3 separate regions of the Homo sapiens genome follow, and regions 1 and 2 are each linked to region 3. Evidence: chromatin loops called from intact Hi-C (ENCODE). Cell type or tissue: Calu3. All regions are shown on one strand. Each heading gives the region's core, and the rest is flanking DNA. Links, peaks and the distances in the headings are about the cores only.

Region 1 (8,365 bases), core at 83-8,082, 100 kb after region 3:
GACCCCCAAAGAGCCCATGGTCAGGATGACAGTTAGGGGTAAAGACATTGATTTTCTTGTAGATACCGGTGCTAAACATTCGGTAGTAACCGCCCCGGTCGCCCCCTTATCCAAAAAGATTATTGACATCATCGGAGCCACGGGAGTTTCAGCAAAGCAAGCTTTCTGCTTGCCTCGGACTTGTGCTGTAGGAGGACATAAAGTGATTCATCAGTTTTTGTACACACCTGACTGTCCCTTGTGCTTGTTGGGAAGGGACTTGCTTAGCAAACTGAGAGCCACTATCTCTTTTACAGAGCATGGCTCTTTGCTGCTAAAGTTACCCAGAATGGGAGTCATTATGACCCTTACGGTCCCCCGAGAGGAAGAATGGAGACTTTTCTTAACTGAGTGGGGCCAAGAGATAAGACCAGCTCTGGCTAAGCTGTGGCCAAGAGTGTGGGTGGAAGACAACCCTCCAGGGTTTGCAACCAAGCCCCCGTACTTATAGACGTTAAGCCTAGGGCCCAGCCGATTAGGCAAAAACAGGAGCCGGTCCCCAGAGAAGCTCTTGAAGGTATCCAGGTCCATCTCAAGCACCTAAGAACTTTTGGAATTAGAGTTCCTTGTCAGTCTCCATGGAACACTCCCCTCCTGCCTGTTCCCAAGCCTAAGACCAAGGACTACTGGCCGGTACAGGATTTGCACTTGGTGAATCAGGCTACAGTGACTTTACATCCAGCAGTACTTAACCCGTACACTTTGCTGGGGTTGCTGCCAGCTGAGGACAGCTGCTTCACCTGCTTGGACCTGAAAGATGCTTTCTTTAGCATCAGATTAGCCCCTGAGAGCCAGAAGCTGTTTGCCTTTCAGTGGGAAGATCTGGAGTCAGGTGTCACTACTCAGTACACTTGGACCGGGCTTCCCCAAGGGTTCAAGAACTCCCCCACCATCTTCGGGGAGGCATTGCCTCGAAACCTCCAGAAGTTTCCCACCAGAGACCTAGACTGCGTGTTGCTTCAGTACGTTGATGACCTTTTGCTGGGACACTCCACGGCAGCCGGGTGCACCAAAGGAACAGATGCTCTACTCCGGCACCTGGAGGACTGTGGGTATAAGATGTCCAAGAAAAAAGCTTAGATCTGCTGACAGCAGGTACATTACTTGGGATTTACTATCCGAAAGGGGGAGAGCAGCCTAGGATCAGAAAGAAAGCAGGTCATTTGAAATCTACCGGAGCCTAAGACCAGAAGGCAGGTGAGAGAATTCTTATGGGCTGTGGGGTTTTGCAGACTGTAGATCCCAAACTTTGCAGTATTAGCCAAGCCTTTGTATGAGGTCACAAGGAGGGGGGGGGTGGGACTTTTTGAATGGGGATCCCAGCAACAGCAAGCCTTTCATGAGATAAAGGAAAGATTTATATCAGCCCCAGCCCTGGGGCTACCCGATCTAACAAAGCCTTTTCCATCGTATGTGTCAGAGAGAGAAAAGATGGCAGTTGGAGTTTTAATCCCAACTATGGGTCTCTGGCCGAGGCCGGTGGCCTTCCTCTCTAAACAACTAGACGGGGTTTCTAAAGGATGGCCCCTGTGTTTAAGGGCCTTGGCAGCAACTGCCCTGCTAGTACAAGAAGCAGATAAGCTGACTCTTGAAGAAAACCTGAACATAAAGGCCCCCCATGCTGTGGTGACTTTAATGAATACTAAAGGACATCATTGGCTAATGAATGCTAGACTCACTAAGTACTAAAGTTTGCTCTGTGAAAATCCCCGTATAACCATTGAAGTTTGTAACACCCTGAACCCCACTACCTTGCTCCCAGTATCAGAGAGCCCTGTCGAGCGTGACTGTGTAGAAGTGTTGGACTCAGTTTACTCTAGCAGACCTAACCTCCAGGACCAGCCTTAGGCATCAGTAGACTAGGAACTATACGTGGCTGGGAGCAGCTTCATCAACCCACAAGGAGAGAGATGTGCAAGATATGCGGTGGTAACTCTGGACACTGTTGCTGAAGCCAGATCGTTTCCCCAGGGCACTTCAGCTCAGAAAGCTGAACTCACTGCTTTCATTCGGGCCTTAGAACTCAGTGAAGCTAAGAATGTCAACATTTACACTGAGTCTTAATATGCCTTTTCAACCCTTCAAGTGCGTGGAGCATTATATAAAGAAAAGGGCCTAATGAACTCTGGGGGAAAAGACATAAAATATCAACAAGAAATCTTGCAATTATTAAAAGCCGTATGGAGACCCCACAAGGTGGCAGTTATGCATTGCAGAGGACACCAGCGAGCTTCCACCTTGGTTGGTTTAGGGAATTCCCGCGCTGACTTAGAGGCTCGAAAAGCAGCATCTGCCCCCTTCCGGGCATCAGTCACAGCCCCCATGCTCCCTCAAGCACCTGATCTTGTACCTACTTATTCTAAAGATGAAAAGGACTTTCTCCAGGCAGAGAGAGGACAAGTGATGGAGGAAGGATGGATTCGGTTACCGGATGGGAGAGTAGCTGTGCCACAGCTGCTGGGAGCTGCAGTTGTACTGGCTGTGCATGAAACCACCCATCTAGGTCAGGAATCACTTGAAAAGTTGTTAGGCTGGTATTTCTACATCTCGCATTTGTCAGCTCTTGCCAAAACGGTGAGGCAGCGGCGTGTTACCTGCCGACAGCATGATGCGAGGCAAAGTCCAGCCATTCCACCCGGCATACAAGCTTATGGAGCACCCCCTTTGAAGATCTCCAGGTGGACTTCACAGAGATGTCAAAGTGTAGAGGTAACAAGTATTTACTAGTTCTTGGGCGTACCTAATCTGGGTAGGTGGAGGCTTATCCAACACGAACTGAGAAAGCTTGTAAAGTAACTCGTGTGCTTCTTCGAGATCTTATTCCTAGATTTGAACTGCCCTTATGGATCAGCTCAGATAACAGGCCGGCATTTTTGGCTGACTTAGTACAGAAGGCGGCAAAGATATTAGGGATCACATGGAAACTGCATGCTGCCTACTGGCCTCAGAGTTCCAGAAAGGTGGAGTGAATGAATCAAACTATCAAAAATAGTTTAGGGAAAGTATGTCAGGAAACAGGATTAAAATGGATACAGGCTCTCCCTATGGTATTATTTAAAATTAGATGTACCACTTATAAAAGAACAGGATATTCCCCTTATGAAATATTATATCATAGGCCCCCTCCTATATTGCGGGGACTTCCAGGCACTCCCTGAGAGTTAGGTGAAATTGAGTTACAGCGACAGCTACAGGCCTTAGGAAAAATGACACAAACAATCTCAGCCTGGGTAAATGAGAGATGCCCTGTTAGCTTATTCTCCCCAGTTCACCCATTCTCCCCAGGTGATCGAGTGTGGATCAAGACCTGGAACGGAGCCTCTTCGTGTCCACTGTGGAAAGGACCCCAGACTGTCGTTCTGAGCACTCCCACCGCTGTGAAGGTAGAAGGAATCCCAGCCTGGATCCACCACAGCCATGTAAAACCTGCAGCGCCTGAAACCTGGGAGGCAAGACCAAGCCCAGACAACCCTTGCAGAGTGACCCTGAAGAAGACGACAAGCCCTGCTCCAGTCACACCCTGAAGCTGACTGGTCCACGCACGGCCGAAGCATGAGGAAGCTCATCGTTGGATTCATTTTTCTTAAATTTTGGACTTATACAGTAAGGGCTTCAACTGATCTTACTCAAACTGGGGACTGTTCCCAGTGTATTCATCAGGTCACCGAAGTAGGACAGCAAATTAAAACAATCTTTCTGTTCTATAGTTATTATGAATGTATGGAAACAATAAAAGAAACTTGTTTGTATAATGCCACTCAGTACAAGGTATGTAGCCCGAGAAATGACCAACCTGATGTGTGTTATAACCCATCTGAGCCCCCTGCAACCACCGTTTTTGAAATAAGAATAAGAACTGGCCTTTTCCTAGGTGATACAAGTAAAATAATAACTAGAACAGAAGAAAAAGAAATCCCCAAGCAAATAACTTTAAGATTTGATGCTTGTGCAGCCATTAATAGTAAAAAGCTAGAAATAGGATGTGGTTCTCTTAACTGAGAAAGGAGCTAAAGAGTAGAAAATAAATATGTTTGTCATGAGTCAGGGGTTTGTAAAAATTGTGCCTATTGGCCATGTGTTATTTAGGCTACTTAAAAAAAGAACAAAAAGGACCCGGTTTATCTTCAGAAGGGGGAAGCCAACCCCTCCTGTGCTGCTGGTCACTGTAACCCACTAGAACTAATAATTACCAATCCCCTAGATCCCCTTTGGAAAAAGGGAGAACGTGTAACCCTGGGGATCAATAGGACAGGGTGAAACCCTCAAGTTGCCATTTTAATTAGAGGGGAGGTCCACAAGTGCTCTCCCAAACCAGTATTTCAAACCTTTTATGAGGAGCTGAATCTGCCAGCACCAGAACTTCTGAAAAAGACAAAAAATGTGTTTCTCCAATTAGCAGAAAATGTAATTTTCTTACTTAATGTTACTTCTTGTTATGTATGCGGAGGAACCACTATCGGAGACAGATGGCCTTGGGAAGCCCGAGAGTTGGTGCCTACTGATCCAGCTCCTGATATAATTCCAGTTAGAAGGCCGAAGCTAGCAACTTCTAGGTCCTAAAAACCTCAATTATTAGACAATACTGTATAGCTAGAGAAGGGAAACACTTTATCATCTCTGTAGGAAAGCTTAATTGTATAGGACAGAAGTTGTATAACAGCACAACAAAGACAATTACTTAGTAGGGCCTAAACCACACTGAAAAGAATCCATTTAGTAAATTTTCTAAATTAAAAAATGCTTAGGCTCATCCAGAATCTCATCAGGACTGGACGGTTCCCACTGGACTATACTAGATATGTAGGCACAGAGCCTACATTCGGTTACCTAATAAATGGGCAGGCAGTTGTGTTATTGGCACTATTAAGCCATCCTTTTTCTTATTACCCATAAAAATGGGTGAGCTCCTAGGTTTCCCTGTCTACGCCTCCCGAGAAAAGAAAGGCACAGTTATAGGAAACTGGAAAGATAATGAGTGGCCCCCTGAAAGGATCATTCAGTATTATGGGCCTGCCACATGGGCACAAGACGGCTTATGGGGATACCGAACCCCCATCTACATGCTCAATTGGATCATACGGTTGCAGGCCATCTTAGAAATAATTACTAATGAAACTGGCAGAGCTTTGACTGTTTTAGCTTGGCAAGAAACCCAAATAAGGAATGCTATCTATCAGAATAGACTGGCCTTAGACTACTTGCTAGTAGCTGAAGGAGGAGTTTGTGGAAAATTTAACTTAACCAATTGCTGCCTACAAATAAGTGATCAAGGACAGGTGGTTAAAAACATAGTCAGGGACATGACAAAGGTGGCACATGTGCCTGTACAGGTTTGGCACGAGTTTAATCCTGAGTCTTTATTGGAAAAATGGTTTCCAGCTATAGCAGGATTTAAAACCCTCATTGTAGGTGTATTGCTAGTGATAGGAACTTGCTTGCTGCTCCCCTGTGTATTACCCTTGCTTTTTCAAATGATAAAAGGTTTTGTAGCTACTTTAGTTCATCAGAAAACTTCAGCACACGTGTGTTATATAAATCACTATCGCTCTATCTCACAAATAGACTCAAAAAGTAAAGATGAGAGTGAGAACTCCCACTAAAAAGTGAAAATGCTCAAAGGGGGAAATATGGTATGAGACCACCACTTCTCCGGTTGTCCTTCCCAGTTTCTCCCCAACCTCCCCTTTTCCCTAGTTTGTAAGACAGCAAAAAAGGGAGAAAGCAAAAAGTTGGAAAAAACAGAAGTAAAATAAATAGCTAGACGACCTTGGTGCCACCACCTGGACCTGGTGGTTAAAATATCAATAATATTAACCCCTGACCAAAACTACTGGTGTTATCTGTAAATTCCAGACATTGTATGAGAAAGCATTGTAAAAACTTTTTATTCTGTTAGCTGATGTATGTAGCCCCCAGTCACGTTCCTCACGCTTACTTGATCTATTATGACTTTTTCACGTAGACCGCTTAGAGTTGTCAGCCCTTAAAAGGGCTAGGAATTTCTTTTTCCGGGAGCTCGGCTCTTAAGACACGAGTCTGCCGACGCTCCCGGCTGAACAAAAAAACCTCTTCCTTCTTTAATCCGGTGTCTGAGGAGTTTTGTCTGCAACTCGTCCTGTTACACTAGCTCTCCGTGACTCATCCCAACCCTTTTCATTACACACAGCCGAAGTGCAGCGCTGTGCAGTTGAAATTCTTACACAAGGACCAGGATCACGTCCTGTAGCCTTTTTGTCCAAACAACTTGACCTTATTGTTTTAGGTTGGCTGTTATGTCTCTGTGCAGCAGCTGCTCCCACCCTAATACTTTTAAAGGCCCTTAAAATCACAAACTATGCTCAACTCACTCTCTACAGCTCTCATAATTTCCAAAATGTATTTTCTTCCTCACACCTGCCACATATACATTCTGCTCCCCAGCTCCTTCTGCTGTACTCTTTGTTGAGTCTCCCACAATTACCATTGTTCCTGGCCCGGACTTCAATCCGGCCTCCCACATTATTCCTGATACCACACCTGACCCCCATGACTGCATCTCTCTGATCCACCTGACATTCACCCCATTTCCCCACATTTCCTTCTTCCCTGTTTCTCACCCTGACCACACTTAGTTTATTGATGGCAGTTCCACCAGGCCTAATTGTCACACACCAGCAAAAGCAGGCTATGCTATAGTACAAGCCACTAGCCCACCTCTCAGAACCTCTCGTTTCCTTTCCATTGTGGAAATCTATCCTCAAGGAAATAACTTCTCAGTGTTCCATCTGCTATTCTACTACTCCTCAGGGATTCTTCAGGCCCCCTCCCTTCCCTACACATCAAGCTCAGGGATTTGCCCCCACCCAGGACTCCCAAATTAGCTTTACTCAACGTGCCCTGAGTCAGGAAACCAAAATAACTCTTGGTCTAGGTAGACACTTTCACTGGATAGGTAGAGGCCTTTCCCACAGGGTCTGAGAAGGCCACCACGGTCATTTCTTCCCTTCTGTCAGACATAATTCCTCAGTTTGGCCTTCCCACCTCTATACAGTCTGATAGCAGACCGGCCTTTATTAATCAAGTCAGTCAAGCATTTTTTCAGGCTCTTAGTGTTCAGTGAAACCTTTATATCCCTTACAGTCCTCAGTCTTCAGGAAAGGTAGAACAGACTAATGGTCTTTTAAAAACACACCTTACCAAGCTCAGCCACCAACTGAAAAAGGACTGGACAATACTTTTACCACTTTCCCTTCTCAGAAGTCAGGCCTGTCCTTGGAATGCTGCAAGGTACAGCCCATTTGTTGCGGGAAGTCAGGGACCCCAAAACGGAGGGACCGGCTGAAGCCATGGCAGAAGAACGTGGATTGTGAAGATTTTATGGACATTTATTAGTTCCCAATTAATACTTTTGTAATTTCTTATGCCTGTCTTTACTGCAATCTCCAAATATAAATTGTAAAGATTTCATGGACGCTTATCACTTCCCCAGTCAATATCCTTGTGATTTCCTATGCCTGTCTTTGCTTTAATCTCTTAATCCTGTCAGCCGAGAAGGATGTATATCGTCTCAGGACCCTGTAATAATTGCGTTAACTACACAAATTGTACAGCATGTGTGTTTGAGCAATATGAAATGTGGGCATCCTGAAAAAAGAACAGGATAACAGCAATTGTTCAGGGAATAAGAGAGATAACCTTAAACTCTGACCGCTGGTGAGCCGGGCAGAACAGAGCCATATTTCTCTTCTTTCAAAAGCAAATGGGAGAAATATCGCTGAATTCCTTTTCTCAGCATGGAACGTCCCTGAGAAAGAGAATCCACACCTAGGGGTAGGTCTCTGAACTGGCACCCCCAGGGCGTACCTGTCTCTTATGGTTGAGATTGCAGAGGTGAAATAAACTCCAGTCTCCCATAGCGCTCCCAGGCTTATTAGGAAGAGGAAATTCCCACCTAATAAACTTTGGTCAGACCGGTTAATCTCAAAACCCTGTCTCCTTATAAGATGTTATCAATGACAATGGTGCCAAAACTTCATTAGCAATTTTAATTTCACCTCGGTCCTGTGGTCCTGTGATCTCACCCTGTCTCCACTTGCCTTGTGATATTCTATTACCTTGTTAAGTACTTGATGTCTGTCACCCACACCTATTCGTATACTCCCTCCACTTTTGAAACTCCCTAATAAAAACTTGCTGGTTTTTGTGGCTTGTGGGGAATCACGGATCCTACCAATGTGTGCTGTCTCCCCCGGACGCCCAGCTTTAAAATTTCTCTCTTTTGTACTCTGTCCTTTTATTTCTGAAGCCAGTCGACGCTTAGGAAAATAGAAAAGAACCTACATGATTA
Region 2 (8,365 bases), core at 37-8,036, 300 kb after region 3:
TCATTAAAGATGAAGCCTGTATCTATGGTTTCCCAGCTCTCAGGAGCTGAGAAGTTGATTTGTGAGCCAAACTCCCACTTCTCAATAAAGGCCGTCGAATAAAGCATGCACTGTTTCATGCTTACTTTTGGGTTCGTGTATTGGCTTCACAGCACAGAACAGGAAAAGGCTCCATCTTCTGGGGGACAGGCTTTGTTGGTAACAAAAGGACTGGCCCAGAGTCAGAGTTAGGAAGTGATAAAGCCAGGTGTCTGCCACAGCTGGTTCTTTCCCCTCAAGGGCCCACCTTCCCGGGCTGTGAAATGGGAGGGTGAATGGTGCTAACTGTAAAGTGCTGAGCACACACTTGGTTGTGATTTAACACTGATACTTAGAAAGAAGTGTTGAGATGGCCAGGAGTGTTTTTGCAGATGGAGAGGTGAAAAGCAGAAATGGGGCTGCAGGGTATAGTAAGGGTGGGAGCCCCACCCTGCAACCCCAGGAGAAGCTTTGGAAAGGCATCACCAGAGAGGAGGGCGTACTGGTGGGCAAGGGTTCTGGAACAACAGGATATGAGCCATAGTGGAGCAGCTCTGAGGAAATGAAGAAAATCCAGAGATGGAGTTGATTATAGGGAAACAAAAAGGTGATGAAGGGATCCGTGAGGATGCGACAGTCACCGAGGAAGTGGCAGAGACTGGGGAGTTGAGACTCCCGGGGCAAAGGCACCTGTCCAAGCCCCTGGAAGGGGGACAGTGATGCCACTATGCTCCTAAAATGCCTCTCACAGAGAACAGGAGTCGGTTTCCTACCCCTGTTCGTCTGCTAGAGGTCTTTGACGGCAGTGCCACTATCTCCCACCTTCAGGCCTCGGCAGCCTCCTCACCAGCTTCCCCACGGGTCTCCCTGTCTCATCTTGCCCCCAACAGTCTATTCCAGAGTGGTCTTCTAAAGGGTACAGCAGATTCTGTCTCTGCTGCAAACCCTCCCACAGTTCCTGGCTGCTCTTTGAATAAAATGCAGACTCCCATCACCCTGTTCTGTTGCTCTAAGTGGCCCTTCTTACCAGCTGGTATTTTCTCCTCTACCTACTTGTTCAGTGGTTCTTGTCTGTCTCTCTTGCCAAGCTCCAAGACAAGGTTGCCATGCTTCTAGGTGTAACCTCGGCACATAGTATGTTCTCAAATATTTGCCGACTGCTTCTGTTGTAATCTTTCTGTCTCTGGAAAAGGCAACTCTAACCTAACAGTTGCTCAGGCAAAAAAACTTTTGGATCATTCTTGATTCCTCTCTTTTTATCATGCCCCACCCCCAACCATCAGCAAATTGTATTGGCTCATCCTGCAAAATACATTTGGAGTTCCACCCACCCGTGCACCTCCAGAGCAGCCACCCTGGTCCAGCCGCCTTCACCGCTCACCCAGACAACTGCAGCAGCCTCCACTCCAGCCGCCCTGCTTGTGCCCTGGCCCCTGTGATCTACTTTCTACACAGCTGCCAGGCAGTTTTCTCAAAACCGAAGTCAGATCACGTCCCTTCACTTCTCAGAACCATCCTAGGGCTCCCTGTTTTGGGGAGAGTAAAAGCCAAAGTCCCTACAGTGGCCCGCAAGGCCCTGCACCACCACCTGCCTCCTGTACTCCTCTGTCCTCCCTCCCGCCACTCTCCCCTTAGCTCAGTGTCAGAGGACTTTTGTTGATACCTGAAAACACCATGCCCATTCCTGCCTCAGGGCCTTCGTACTTGCTGTTCCTTCCACCTGGACTGCTGGGCCCAGATCTTTGCTTGGCTCACTACCCACCTCTTTTGGACCCCTGCTTAAATGTTCCTCCTCCTGGCCATCCTGCACAGGACATCACATATGCATGCATGCACACACACGACACACATGGGTATATGGGCACGCACACATACACACACCTGTGCACATACCGACCAACCTTCTCTTAGTTGTTACCTAACACATTGTGTATTTAATGGTCTCTGTTTTTATCCGTCTCTCCCGCCAGAATGTAAATTCAGGAAGGCAAGGACTTTATCTTTTTTGCTCATTGCAGTGCTCTCGGCTTCCAGCACTGTTCCTGGTACCTGGTAGCTGCCATGAATTACTTTTTAAGTGAGTTCAGGCTGCAGCCATCGAGGCAAGGCACACTGGAAGACACACACATTCACACACACATTCACACACACATTCACCCAGACATACTCACACACATACACACACACACACACTCACACACATTCACATTTAAAAGCTAAACCAACTGGCCGGACATGGTGGTTTATGCCTGTAATCCCAGCACTTTGGGAGGCCAAGGTAGGCAGATCTCTTGAGCCCAGGAGTTTGAGACCAGCCTGGCCAACACGGTAAAACCCCATCTCTACTAAAAATCCAAAAATTAGCTGGGCATGGTGATGTGCGCCTGTGGTCCCAGCTATTCAGGAGGCTAAGGCGGGAGGATCCCTTGAGCCTGGAAGGCGGAGATTGCAGTGAGCTGCGATCGCACCGCTACACTCCAGCCTGGGCGACAGAGTGAGACTCTGTCTCAAAATTAATTAATTAAAAATTAAAAACAAATAAATAAAAGCTAAACAAACAAATGAACAGACAGACAGCTAGAATAAACTCCATGCCCCACTCCGCCCTGCTCCACAGTTACTGACTCATCATTCCTCGGGTGAAAACCTGGTTGGGACCGCTCTTCTTTTTGTCTGCCCAGCACTCACTGTCCCATCTTCTGAGACCACCCTGCCTTTCCTTTGGAGACCACCCCCAACCCCAATATCAGTCCAGGGGCATTGAGTGGACAGATCTATCTGCATACCAGAGGTGGCCTGTGACTGAGACCATATCCATGAGAGTTGCAGCAACTAGCTTCTGGATAGGCATATGACACAGTCTAGGCCAATCAGTGATCCCCAGGATGTCTGTGGAGTCACTGTGAATGAGGTCGTCTCTTGCTGGTGGTGGCTAAGTTGTTTTAGGGAGTCTGCCTGGAGCTGTGGGCAGCCACATTGCCACTGGGAGAAGGAAGGTGGCCTGGAACAGAATCACTACAGAGAGAGGCAGAGCTGAGAGATAAAGAGAGGCAGATGCATGATGACATCATTTGATGGACTTTTTAGTTACATGAGGGAATAACTTTTCATTTTTTCTTTTTTTTCTTTATTGTTTTAACTGTTAGGGCCTCACTCTGCTGCCCAGTCTGGAGTGCAGTGGTGTGATCACAGCTCACTGCAGCCTTGAACTCCCAGGCTCAAGCAATCCCCCGCTCTCAGCCTCCCGAGTAGCTGGAATTACAGGTGCATGCCACCACACCCAGTTAATTTTTTTTTAAAAGTGTTGTACAGATAAGGTGTCACCTTATTGCCCAGGCTGACCTCAAACTCCTGAGCTCAAGTGATCCTCTTGCTTCGGCCTCTCAAAATGTAAGGTTTACAGGCACGGGCCACTGCACCGGGCCCTCTTTTTTTCTTAACTCAATTTGAGGTGGGTTTCTGTTACTTGATCATGACTAAAACAATGTCTTGAGACGTGTTTCAGAATTTCAGACACTGTCACCCTGCCTCAGGCAAGGACACACTTCCCATGAAGCTCATTCCTTCTGCAAACCTTTGCTCAAGCCATGCCTCCCTCCCAGAGGGCCCTCCCGTTTCTATCCAAATCTTGCCAGTCTTTAAGGCCTGTCCTTTTCTTGAAGCCTGCCCTGATTGCACCCACTAGGACCTTTCCCTCCTCTGGCCTCCCTCAGCTGTTGGACACTGGGTCAGGCACAGTCCCCAGCTCCTCCCTCCTCCATCTCCTTTCAGCTTCCCACCACTCCTCAGTTCCAGGCAGCCCCGGGCACTCCTGGCCCCCGAGGTCCTGGCAGAGGAACCCAACCGGACCACTCAGGTCAACTTTGTGGCTCTGCTTCCCCATGGTGGTACAATTCGGAATTGCACTGAACTGTGCGGCCCTCCCTGAAACCCAGCTCCTCAAGTCCCCACCGAGAGCTGCCACACTGAGAGTTCTGTATTTTTACTTGCTTTGTCTGGCAATCTATCCCCTACCTCTTGGAATCCTTTTCATCAACACTTAGTGGGGTTTTGTTTGTTTGTTTATTTGTTTTTTGAGACAGTCTTGTCTCTGTCGCCAAGGCTGGAGTGCAGTGGTGCAATCATAGCTCGCTGCAGCCTCGCCTTCCTGGGCTCAAGCAATCCTTCCATTTCAGCCTCCTGAGTACCTGGGACTACAGGAGCATGCCACTCCATCCGACTTGAAGCTTAGATTTTTTTTTTTTGTGGGGGGGATGTATTCTCCCTCTGTCTCCCAGGCTGAAGTGCAGTGGCACAATCTCGGCTCACTGCAACCTCTGCCTCCTGGGTTCAAGCAGTTCTCCTGCCTCAGCGCCCCAAGTAGCTGGGATTACAGGCGTCCGCCACCACACCTGGTTAATTTTTGTGTCTTTGGTAGAGACGGGGTTTCACCATGTTGGTCAGGCTGGTCTTGAACTCCTGATCTCAGGTGATCCGCCTGCCTCAGCCTCCCAAAGTGCTGTGATTATAGGCATGAGCCACTGTGCCCAGCCAAAGCTTCGATTTTTTAAGACAGGCCTTTGGAGCCCTGTAAAAGGGGCTGCCACAACTTTACCCAGCCAATCGCAGCCATAAGAGAAAAAGGGCTCATTTCTCAAAAGAGGCCAGAAATTTGGGTTTTAGATGAAATTTCTTGATTTTTACAGGTTGGCAACCAATTCAAAGTTTATACATCACTATGTAGGTCAAACAAAACATATCTGGGGGCTGGGCATGGTGGCTCACGCCTATAATCTCAGCACTTTGGGAGGCCGAGGTGAGCAGATCAACTTGAGTCGAGGAGTTTGAGACCAGCCTGACCAACATGGTAAAACCCCATCACTACTAAAAATAGAAAAAATTAGCTGGGTGTGGTGGAGCATGCCTGTAATCCCAGCTACTTAGGAGATGGAGGCACAAGAATCGTTTGAGCCTGGGAGGCGGAGGTTGCAGTGAGCCAAGATCGCACCACTGCACTCCACCCTAGGTGACAGAGTAAGATCCTGTCTCAAACAAACAAACAAAACACATATGGAGGAAATTTGACAGGAAGACAACAATCCGTTTTTTTTATCTTGAGCTAAGTTTCCCATTTTGCAGACAAACTGAGACCCAGAGAGGACAATGAGGCCGTTTGGTCACAAGGCCCGCAGGTGACACTGTAGGACTGAACACCTGGTCTCTCCTTGCTCCTGGTGGTTTGCTGGACTCATGGGTGTTTGGTGGAACAGATCCTTCCCTCACATCCCTTGGAAAGAACCGACTCTGCTGACACCTCGATTTTGAGCTTCTGATCCCAGGTGAAGAGAATACATTTTGCTGCTTCAGGCACTCAGTGTGTGGCACTTTGTTATAGAAGTCCAAGGTGCATAATAGCCTGGAAGCTAGGTAGAAATCTGGGATTACTAGACTCTCGGAAGTTTCACATGTGAGAGTGTGGGGAAAGTCGCCCCAGCTTGCAGCCCACCCGCTTTCTCTTCCTGACCCCAGGCTTCATCCTCTACAGCTAAGGTCTTCACACACTTGCAGATGAACACCCCAACCTGCAGCTGTCCTTGGCCAACCTTCAGATTTAGTAGTACACACGCCAGAGTGATGCAGGTGAACCCCAAAGTTAGGGCTTAGCCTTGGTAGGTTCTTGGCTTCACTCAGGAAAGAATTCAAGAGCCAGCATCAGTGAAAGAAAGCAAGTTTATTAGAGCAGCAGTGTACAGCAAAACGCTGCCCTATAGACAGAGCAGAGCTCTGCCACAGGCAGAGGGGCCCAGAGTAGCACTCGTGCATTGCTGCCTAGCTCTTTTTAGACCCTCTCTTAATTATACGCTAAATAAAGGGTAGGTTATTCATGAACTTTCTGGAAAATGGGTGAGGAGTTCCAGGAATCATATAAGGTAACTTCCTGGGTGTTGCCATGCATTTGAAAACTGTCATGGGGCTGGTGGGAGTATCTTATGCAAATGTATTATAATTAGCATATAATGACTAATGAGGGCAACTAGAGGTTGCTTTCATCACCATCCTGGTCCTAGCTGGTTTGCACCAGTTTCTTTGCTATATCCTGCCTTGATTAGCAGGTCTGTAACTGAGGCTTGGAAAACAAGTCCTGCTGCTCTCCCATCTCGAGAGGATGGTCTGCCCTTAGGAGCGTGGGCTGGGAAAGAGGCCCACACAGGCCCTGGAAATGGGCTTCAGGACACTGGGACATGGGAACAGAGAATCTTCAGGTACTGAATACTCATGGCCTGGTCTAGAAGGGGATGGGGTGTGGTCCAAGAAGGGGTGTCCCCTGGGTCCTGCAAATTCCTTGCCCCATGGGAAGAGAAACAGCTGGAGGGGCTGCCTAAAGCACAGGGGCATTTCTAGGAGCAGGAAAGCAAGAGGTCATCAGGTCAGACTGGCTGAAGGAAGACTGAGGCGGGAGCTGAGAGCAGAGACTTCAACCATGACCATGCCTGGACTCTCCAGATAAAGCACTGGTGAAATCAAAGACCAACAATGTCAAGTATTGGCAAGACTGTGGAGCAACTGGAACTCTCATTCCCTGATGGAGGGAATGCAAAGTACAAGCTATAGCCACTTTTCCTCGTCATTTTACATGAAGGGCAGACATGCACTTAAGGTAGGACCCAGAAATTCTGCTTCTAGGCAGACTTATGTCCACAAAAGGCTGCCACAGGGAAGTTCATGCAGACATCCTCATAATTGCCAAAAGCCAGAAACAGCCCAATAGCCATCAATGGGTGTCTGAATAAACAAATTGTGATCAATTTACACAATGGCGCATCCATACAATAAAAAGAACAAACTACCTGTGCACACCACAGCATAGATGAATCTCAGAATCATTATACTGAGCAAAAAAAAAAAAAAAAAAAAAAAGAGTCCAGACATAAAATTCTACTAACTGGACGATCCTATTCATGTGAAATTCTAGGAGGGGTTTCATTGGTTTGCAGTAATAAAGGTCAGAACCGTGTTGGGGGAGCGGAAGGACAGTGCTCACCGAGAAGGGGCATGAGGGAGCCTGCTGGGAAACTGGAAGTGTTCTACTTCTTGGTGCAGGAGGGTAGATGCTATTTAAAAACCCTGATGTGGGTGGCACAGGAGGGTAGATGCTATACACTTCAGATTTTTACACTTTGACTTATATATACATATTTGATATATATGTTTTTGTATATGTATATGTATATACGTGTGTGTGTGTGTGTGTGTGTGTGTGTGTGTGTGTATAATCCCTCTACCCCAAGGCCGGATCAAGACCTCTGCAGGACCTGAGCTGACCAGATTGTGGAGTGCTCCACCCACTCCCCCAGTTATACCTTAAAGTGAAGCCGCCAACTCAGTGAAGAGACGATGAGAACAGGCACCCAGTGAGATGATGGCCTGAGCCTGGGCAAGGGCCTTGGGAACAGGGCAGGCAGCAGGGGCAGGCTGGGAAATATTGATTTAGGAGACAAGATGTGGGGGTGAGTGAGAGAAGAGGGCTGGGGGTGTCACTGAGATGAGGAGCTCGGAGATTCTGGTTGACAGTAAGGGAGGATGAATTCAGGGTGGAACCTGTTGATTCTGAAAGTCTGGGAGGCCACCCAGGTGGAGGTGCTCAGGAGGCAGCTGGTTAGATGGATGGTCTGAAGCCCAGGAGAGGAGGCAGGGATGGGGAGAAAAATCTGAACACCCTGCACCCACCGTTTGCCACCACCATTTGCCACCACCAGGTGTCCATGGGCCAAACTTGGCACACAGATAGGTATCATTTGGTCCTCAAGATGTTTTATAAACCTACACTAGTTCTCAGTGCTTGAAACATTGGAGAATTTCACTAAAAATCCAGATTTCTGGCTTCTCTTAAATAGTCAATTGGGCAGTAATGACATGCTTTCCCACGAGACAAAAACCAGCTGGAGAGCATTAGCCGGGACTTGAGCTCCCAGTAATCCCCAGTCCCCGTACTCTCTGTTGTCTCACAGCCTGCCCACTCCCAACTGTAGGCATTCATTCATACATTCATTCATTCAACAAATCACTGTCGAGTGTCTACTATGTGCCAGTGAACTGGACAGGGACAATGATCCCTGCCTTCCTAAAGCTCAAATTACGTGAAAGGAGACAAGACAATAAGCAGATAAATAACTAAAATACGCACGTAGCTGAGGGCAGCCAGAGAAAAATCAAGCAGGGGAGGGGCTGGGGTGCCAGGGTGGAGATGAGTATACGGGTTTCAATAGGTGGCCAGGGAAGGCCTCACCAAATAGGGACATTGAGCAAAGGCCTGAAGGAGGGGAGCAGGCGGACTGTGTGGATATTGGGAGGAGAAAGTTCCCAGCAG
Region 3 (8,365 bases), core at 253-8,252:
ATAATAGCAATTCCTATATCACTTCTTTAGAATGACTGCCAAGACAGACACCCCTAACACCTCACCTAGTCATTCTGCTTCTTTCCTTCGATCCCTTCCTCTCTGTTCTGTTCTTCTCTCCATCCCAGTCCTCATCACTTCCTGCTCCTCAGTTGCCTCCACACCCCCCACCCCCTGCCTAATAGTATTTTTGTACTTGGGAGATGAAACGCTATCATAACTTTTGAGATTGTTTTCAAGTGTTCCATGAAACACAGAAACCTGTGCTATTCAAAAGCCTGTGTGTGGGTTTATAAATACTTTATAAGCAGTTTTTGAGAGTTACAAAAAGTCACATTACAGAAAGGTAGTAGCCTCAAAGTCTTTTTCTTTTTTAATGTCAACTAGTGTTGCTCAAAAACACCCCAATTCCCTGCTAGATTTAAAATACCATTCTACTATTTTTATTTGACTTGGCGATAACATTTCAGAGTAAAGTCTATAAACTTAAAGTACTAACAGAATTTGTAAGAGGAAAAAACTAAAGAATCTTTAAGATTAACAGATTTCTATTTTGTGAAAGTGGAAAGCTTTGTGTTCTAAGAAGAATAAAGTTTTGGCTGGGTGCAGTGGCTCACGCCTGTAATCCCAGCATTTTGGGAGGCTGAGGCAAATGGATTACTACAGGTCAGGAGTTCAAGACCAGCCTGGCCAACATGGTGAAACCGTGTCTCTACTAAAAATACAAAAATTAGCCAAGCATGGTGGCACACGCCTGTAGTCCCAGCTACTTGGGAGGCTGAGGCAGGAGAATCTCTTAAACCTGGGAGGTAAAGGTTGCAGTAAGCCAAGATCATATTACTGCACTCCAACCTGGGTGACAGAGCGAGATTCCATGTCAATAATAATAATAATAAAGTTTGGAATTAAAATCTTCATCTACCGTCATATCTACCAAACCTTTGGGGCCCTTTATACCCTGGAAAGAATGGAAACTTGAGTTTAAAATGCAAAATTTTGAGATCCAACACATTCTTCTACAGAGTTGGCAAAAGAGTCTTAAAAACTCTACCACACTACATAGACCATCTTCTGTCCTTCACTCCCAGCCCTAGAGTTCTGTCTGACTCCTTTAGGAAGAAAGCCAGAGTGCCTAAGAGGTGTATCCAAGACCTCTGAGTCCAGAAGGCCTAGACAGAAACACTCTTAGAGGACCAGGTCATTTTGAAACCATAGTTTAGGATCACATTCAGAAAAAGGGCTATCAAAGATCCCAGGACCATTCATCGATAGTTCTAAAGTAGACCCCAGTTCCTCCCTTATCCCTTCTCTTCAGGCCACCCAGCACCACCCTTTTTCTGCCATAATACTGAACAAGAAGTCTTCTCTGGAAACCTTGCGATTAGAGCTTCATGGCTCCAACCTCTGGGAGTCTAGAGATCATTTTTCTTATTTAGAATCTACAAGGTGGTAACTTGTGACCTCAGGCAGGTCACTATAATTATCTCAGCATCTCAGCCTTTGTTTCCTCTTCTGTAAAAATGCCATGAATGGTCCTTCTAGCATTAAAATTTTTTATTTTCTGACTTTGTTGCACCTCTCCAGTAAACCCTAGACTGCAAGTGAGACCACCAGGTTCAATCCATGGCTGACCTACTGCGCCATCCCTCGTGGATTGACAGTCTGGCCTCCTAGGACAAGGCGCAGAGCAGAAGGATCGTAGCCTCAAACTCTTTCCTTTCATATCAAATGATGTTCCAGGGAATTTAAAAAATATTTGTGGACTTGCAACATTGTTAGTTAAGATTATATAAATATTATATTTTGTTAGGGTTTCCCCCTAGTTTTGCATAAATATTGTTGCTCATCTTGTTTGCAATGATAAACAATGATAAACTCACTCTCCAGTGAGTTTTATGCATCATTTTATTTATTTAGGTTCATAAATCTCCAGCCACTCCAATATCTTCCCCATGTTCAAGTAAAAATATATATTGAATAAATATACTGTATAAAGACTTGAAGCTAATATGCTATAGGACAAATTTACCCCATTCTCTATGTTGATCCCACTGTTTGTCCCAAATGTTCATTTCTTCTTTAGAGATGCTTCTTATCAAATCTTCATTTATTTTTATACAACAGTTGAAAACAAAAGAAAAAGGAAGGGTACATATTACCATTTGTCCTGGTGGGCCTTGGTCACCCGAAGTTCCAACAAATCCAGGAAAGCCAGCATTACCCTAAAAAAAGACCAAGCCAGAAGAATAAGCTTCCTCTTTGATTACAACCATCAGATCCATTTTGATATGTTATTATTCCTAATGCCAATGAGTCTGCTATTGACCAGTTAGTTTATAAACTATATATCTGTGGGACAAGACATGGAGAATAGAAAGAGAGGAAGGTCATTTTATGGGAACCATCCAAATTCCCCCCTATATACCCAACCTCAGTCATGCACATATGTACATACACACACAAACACACACTTCTAGACAGATCCTTAAAATATGACTCAATACACTCTGTTGAGTCTTGAGGTTATATAATAAAAATAATGCAGGACGTCTGCATTAAGGGCCTGACATCAGGAAAAAGGAAAAATTTCCCTACCACCTTCTGGTTCTCAGTGTTTCAGAAAACGCACATGGTGGTCATAGGTTCACTGCTCATCTTCCAAGCATTTGAAATGACACAGTGTTATCTAAATACAGTGAATCCTTTATCTTTTTTTATTTGAAACTAGAAATAAAAGTTAGTTGATCAGAGCAACCATAGTCAGCAGCAAGCCAAGTTAGGCACAGATCAAATATTTCTTTATGTCCTTGCCAATGTATGAAAATGCTAATTCTTGAGTACCTAGAAAACATACATTATCTTTCCTTTCCTCTTTTCTGCAGTAAACACTAGTCCATTTCCTAGAAGACCTTGGTCTCTAACATTGATCGGCTAAACATTACCAAGATGTTAGATATCCACAGGCTTACTCTTCAAAAAGAGCTGCCAGTGATTGTGGCTGTTCAAGGCTGACTGTTCAGAACATAAAGGAATTGATTTTTAATCGGAGACTTGTATAAAGCACAGTGGACTCAAAGTCCACCAAGATGGCAACTACATTCTCAAGAATCTTTTCTAAAAATAGCAAGAGAAAGTTAAGGCTTGGAAGAATCCTAAAGAAACAGCAATGTTTGCTCAACAGCTAAAACAATATCCTTCCAAATGATGTCTAGACTTACCAAAGACACAGGTGCTCCCAAACTTGGTTTTAAAAGGTTGGTATTGTAAAACCAAAACTCCCAACTTGGATTTTCTGTTGTTATGGCTTGGTAAACTGTATTTGTATTCAGGAGATAAATGAGAGTGGGATTAAGTGGGGAGTGGGATAGCCAAAGGAAGGTGTGGAATGAGCATTGACTGGGCAGGAATGGGCTTCCTGCTAAGAAGTCCTAACCCAGTGGAAACGTACTTCCGTAATGATGTGGGCTTCTATAGATCTTAGGAAGTTTCTTTGATTCTTACCCTCTTCCCTCTTATTCCCTTTGCCCCCTTTTCTCCTTGATGGCCCGGGTCACCATCTTCTCCCTTAATAGAATCAAAAGCAGAACTTTGAGTGTAAAGAAAAATAAGCACAAACAAATGACACATGCTGCCTACCAGTTGCCAGGCCCAGAAATATATCTTCTTACTTGTGCACCAGGATAGCCAGGGAATCCATGTTCACCCTAGTGCCAGAAATGAGATAAGGTCTTATTTAATGTCATGTGATTAAGAAATTTCCTTGACATGCCTTGGGGAAAAAGAAGACACTATAATCCAGGTTCACCCTAGTGTCAGAAATGAGATAAGGTCTTGTTTAATGTCATATGATTAAGAAATTTCCTTGACATGCCTTGGGGAAAAAGAAGACACTATAATTTTGAGGAAATATACTCAAAACAGGTGCCAGGAAAAACAACTATAGCAACAGTTGTTATCTTGAGCTGCTCTCAAGTGGCCATATTTCATATCTCTAATTCAACATGAAACAACTTGTAAATAATTTTTACAAATTTCCCCCCCTCCCTAGTATATTGTGTAATGAAACTTCTTCCATAGGGCATTTTTATCTCTCAGTTTAAATAACCTGAGGTTTAATCCAACAGAAACCAAGGGAGAGGGCACCACATTGAGTGTTGGGAAGCAGGTGCTCATTGTCAGAACCAAAGGCAAACTACAAAGCAATCATTCATTCAACAAATATCTATTCACATCTCCTATCTTCCAAGCACTTCTCTAGGCACAGGAAATTCAGCAGTGAACAGAATGAAGACCTTGCTCTCACGGAACTTACAAGCTAGTGGGGAGGAAAATGAACAAAGAAATATATAATATGTGAGAAAGAGATCAATGTTATTCCAGAAAGGGTATTAAGGAATAAAGAACCATGTGTATCAAAGGATGAGGAGACACTATTTTATATGAGGTAGTCAGGCAAAGCCTTTTTATAAAGGCGGCATTTGGGCAAAGACCAGCATGAATTGAGAAAACAAGCAGACTTCTGGGAGAAGAGTGTTCCAGGCAGAGGGAGGAGTATGTGAAAAAAAAAAAAAAAAAAAAACCCTGAAGTAAGAGGAAGAGTATGTGCTGACATGTTTGAGGAACACTGAAGCAGAGTGGAGCAAGGAGGGCAGGCAGGAGGAGATGAAGACAAAGAGTTCACAGAGACCACACTGTGTAAATTCTTATAGACCATGTTAACAGTAGGTTTTATTCTGAGTGACATGGAGAACGACAGAAGGGCTATGAATAAAGGAATGACTTGATCTGACTATGTTTTTAAAGATGTCTCTAGCTGATGCATGGAGAACTAACTATATGAGGCAAGGGTGGAAGCAGAGAGACCAGGTCAGTGGCTATTGCCGTAACACAGATGGAAAATTATGTTGGCTTGGTCCAGAGGGTGGCAGTGCAGTTGTGAGAAATGATAAAATGCTGGATGTACTTTGAAGATAGGCTTACCACTATTTGTTGATGGATTAAATGTGGGAGTGAGAGAAAAAGATTTATCAATGACAGCTGCAAGTGTCTGTTTTGAGCAACTGGATGGATGAAGTTTCCAGTCCCTGAGATAGGAAAGGCTGGAGGAGGGGCAGGTTGTTAAGGGAACCAGTTTTGGCTGACTGGATATTTGATAATATTAAAGGATTATTATTAATTCTTTGGTGTAAGAATGGTAGTGTGGTTACATTTTTAAATAATCTTTTAAAGATGCAACCTGAAATGTCTATGCATGGAATATATGATTATCTTGAAGTAAATCCCACCTATATCACATGACCTACAGTAGGCGAACGTATGTAGACGTTCTCTCCTCACTCCTATTTTCTTAATGAAATACGAAGAATGATCATCTGCTTTAAATATGGACGACAAAGCAGATCTTGGAGGTTTGAGGAGGAAGGAGGGGGTATGAAATCAGCATGGTGGGAGGATAAGTGACTGGGTGTATAAATAAAAGAAAACAAAATTGGCCAGGGGTTGTTCATTGTTTGGATTAGGTGATAGGAACGTGGGGTGAGGCAGAAGAATGTCATTATACTAGTCTCCACTTTTATTTTTGAATTTTTCTGTAACAAAACGTTAACAAACAAAAAAACAAGAAGAAATTTATTTGGGGACATGCCAATTTTAAGATGCCTGCTAAACGACCAAGTGGAAATATTTTTAGAGTTTAGGATATTGGTCCAAGCTGGAGAGATAAAGTGGAGATAACAGGATTGATGGTTATTGATGCTATGGAACTGGATTTCCCCAAGAAATGTCACCGGAGAGGTGAGTAAAGAGGGAAGAAGGTATGAGAATAGAGCTTTCAGTCTTCTGATACTTAAAGGTCAAGAACATCCAGAAGATCTAGCAAAGCAGGATGAGAAAGAGAAGACAGTGAAAACCAGGAAAATAGAACGCACTGGAAGTTGAGTGAGGGAAAAAATCGGGAATAAACCCATGATCAATCTGTCAAATGCTGCTGAGAGATGGAGCACAATGAGAGCAGAGAAGTGACCATTGAATTTAGCAACATGGGGTTTACCTCAACTAAAGCAGATGTAGTTGAGTGGGGAGGGTTGAGGAGTGAAGGCTTGAGTGTCAGTTTTTCAACTTCAGCATCACTGATATTTTGGACCTGATGGTTCTTTGTTGGGAGGGGCTGCCCTGAGTATTGTAAGATGTTAAACAGCATCTCTACCCAGTAGATGCCAGCACCCTCTCCTTGAGTTCTGACAACCAAAACATCTCCAGACATTGTCAAATGTCCCCTGGAGGGCAAAATCACTTCCGTTGAGAAGCACTGGTATAGACTACTCCTTCAGTGAGTTTTGCCCAGGGGAAAAAAATGGAACGAGAGCCTCAGAAAGCAAAAGGGAGTGGAATCCAGTCTAGGAGGCAAGGATTAGTCTTAGGTAAGACCATGGACCCTCGTCCATAGTAGTAGGAGAGAAGGCAGGGTGTATGGGTACAGAGGCAAGTAGGTTGGCCTACTTGGTGGTGAACATTTATGGAGGTTCTTTTCTCCCTGCTTCAATTTTGTTCTTGAAATAGGAAGCATGATCATCTGCTTTAAGTATGGAAGACAAAGCAGATCTTGGAAGTTTGAGGAGAGAGGTGAGGGTGTAAAATAGTCAACTCAGAGAGAAGGGGAGTGAACAGATTAAGAAAATGTAGTCAACTGGCCAATCAGCATTATGAGACATTTAAAGTGAGGCCATTACATCTCGCAAAGAAAAATTCATGCAAATATGGACTGAATCTGTGTTCCATAATTTAACTGTATCATGATAAACAAAGACTGCACTTGTGCTTAGCTCCAAACTGACATGTAGCTCAAACCACATATATTTGAATTCTACCCAGAATTTCCCTGCTATGCAAACTTGTCCATAGCAAAGAAAAATTTAGTTTACCTGGATGGAATTTCAAGGGACTAGCTTCCACATTCAGCTCTGCCTCTAACTAGCTGTGTGACCACAGGCAAGTTACTTCACTTCTCTAAGCCTCAATTCTCTGAAATGTAAATTGACAAAGCTAAACTAGATGATCACTGAGGTTCCCCATAGCCCATCATTCCATAGATATTTACTGAGAACTTACTATGTTTGAGGCATTTTTCTGCTCAATAAAATGGCAGTGGTGCCATCTTGCAGCCACAGGGAAACAAGAGAATTGCAGAGAAGCCAGCCCAGAGTACGGACATCATTAAGCAACTAAGCATCACTAAACATTCCAGTAATTTCTTATTTTGTGAGGCAATACATGTAACTTGAAGACTGAAGCATCCAGAATAACAGTGGGTATTGAGATTTGATTTGCTCAACAAGTTCCATGTGACCTCCATGCTTTAAGACCTGTCAGTGACCAATTAACTACCTATTAAAATACAAGCTTCTTATGAGAGTGGCAGTCATTCATTTAAATACACTTATTGTCAGCACATCAAAAAGCTTATCCACCATGATCAATTGGGCTTCATCCCTGGGATGCAAGGCTGGTTCAATATATGCAAATCAATAAATGTAATCCAGCATATAAACAGAGCCGAAGACAAAAACCACATGATTATCTGAATAGATACAGAAAAGGCCTTTGACAAAATTCAACAACCCTTCATGCTAAAAACTCTCAATAAATTAGGTACTGATGGGACGTATTTCAAAATAATAAGAGCTATCTATGACAAACCCACAGCCAATATCATACTGAATGGGCAAAAACTGGAAGCATTCCCTTTGAAAACTGGCACAAGACAAGGATGCCCTCTCTCACCACTCCTATTCAACATAGTGTTGGAAGTTCTGGCCAGGGCAATCAGGCAGGAGAAGGAAATAAAGGGTATTCAATTAGGAAAAGAGGAAGTCAAATTGTCCCTGTTTGCAGACGACATGATTGTATATCTAGAAAACCCCATTGTCTCAGCCCAAAATCTCCTTAAGCTGATAAGCAACTTCAGCAAAGTCTCAGGATACAAAATCAATGTGCAAAAATCACAAGCATTCTTATACACCAACAACAGAAAAACAGAGAGCCAAATCATGAGTGAACTCCCATTCACAATTGCTTCAAAGAGAATAAAATACCTAGGAATCCAACTTACAAGGGATGTGTAGTTCTTCAAGGAGAACTACAAACCACTGCTCAATGAAATAAAAGAGGATACAAACAAATGGAAGAACATTCCATGCTCATGGGTAGGAAGAATCAATACCGTGAAAATGGCCATACTGCCCAAGGTAATTTACAGATTCAATGCCATCCCCATCAAGCTACCAATGCCTTTCTTCACAGAATTGGAAAAAACTACTTTAAAGTTCATATGGAACCAAAAAAGAGCCCGCATCACCAAGTCAATCCT

Evidence for each region. A loop is a pair of places that touch in the nucleus more often than their neighbours do. Peaks named below come from ENCODE experiments on the same cell type or tissue, not always from the same donor. Only the 100,000 strongest peaks of a DNase experiment are listed, where the experiment ranks them.
Region 1: a loop joins it to region 3, with 2.5 times the contacts of the local background. A loop is called at or near these places in 7 of 110 quality-filtered maps.
Region 2: a loop joins it to region 3, with 8 times the contacts of the local background. A loop is called at or near these places in 6 of 110 quality-filtered maps.

The regions. Positions count from the first base shown.
Region 1 is chr3:130,138,709-130,147,073 of GRCh38, reverse strand. No RefSeq gene overlaps it. Among named protein-coding and RNA genes, the nearest start is that of LINC02021, 31 kb to the right of the region's middle. RefSeq lists an enhancer at 8,087-8,365. In Calu3, for the core only: CTCF peaks have their summits at 2,990 and 3,207; a DNase peak (open chromatin) is centred at 2,613.
Region 2 is chr3:129,937,950-129,946,314 of GRCh38, reverse strand. No RefSeq gene overlaps it. Among named protein-coding and RNA genes, the nearest start is that of TRH, 33 kb to the left of the region's middle. In Calu3, for the core only: CTCF peaks have their summits at 3,895 and 7,715; a DNase peak (open chromatin) is centred at 3,884.
Region 3 is chr3:130,239,630-130,247,994 of GRCh38, reverse strand. It overlaps the pseudogene COL6A4P2. Among named protein-coding and RNA genes, the nearest start is that of COL6A5, 100 kb to the left of the region's middle. In Calu3, for the core only: no CTCF peak of the experiment used is centred there; a DNase peak (open chromatin) is centred at 4,914.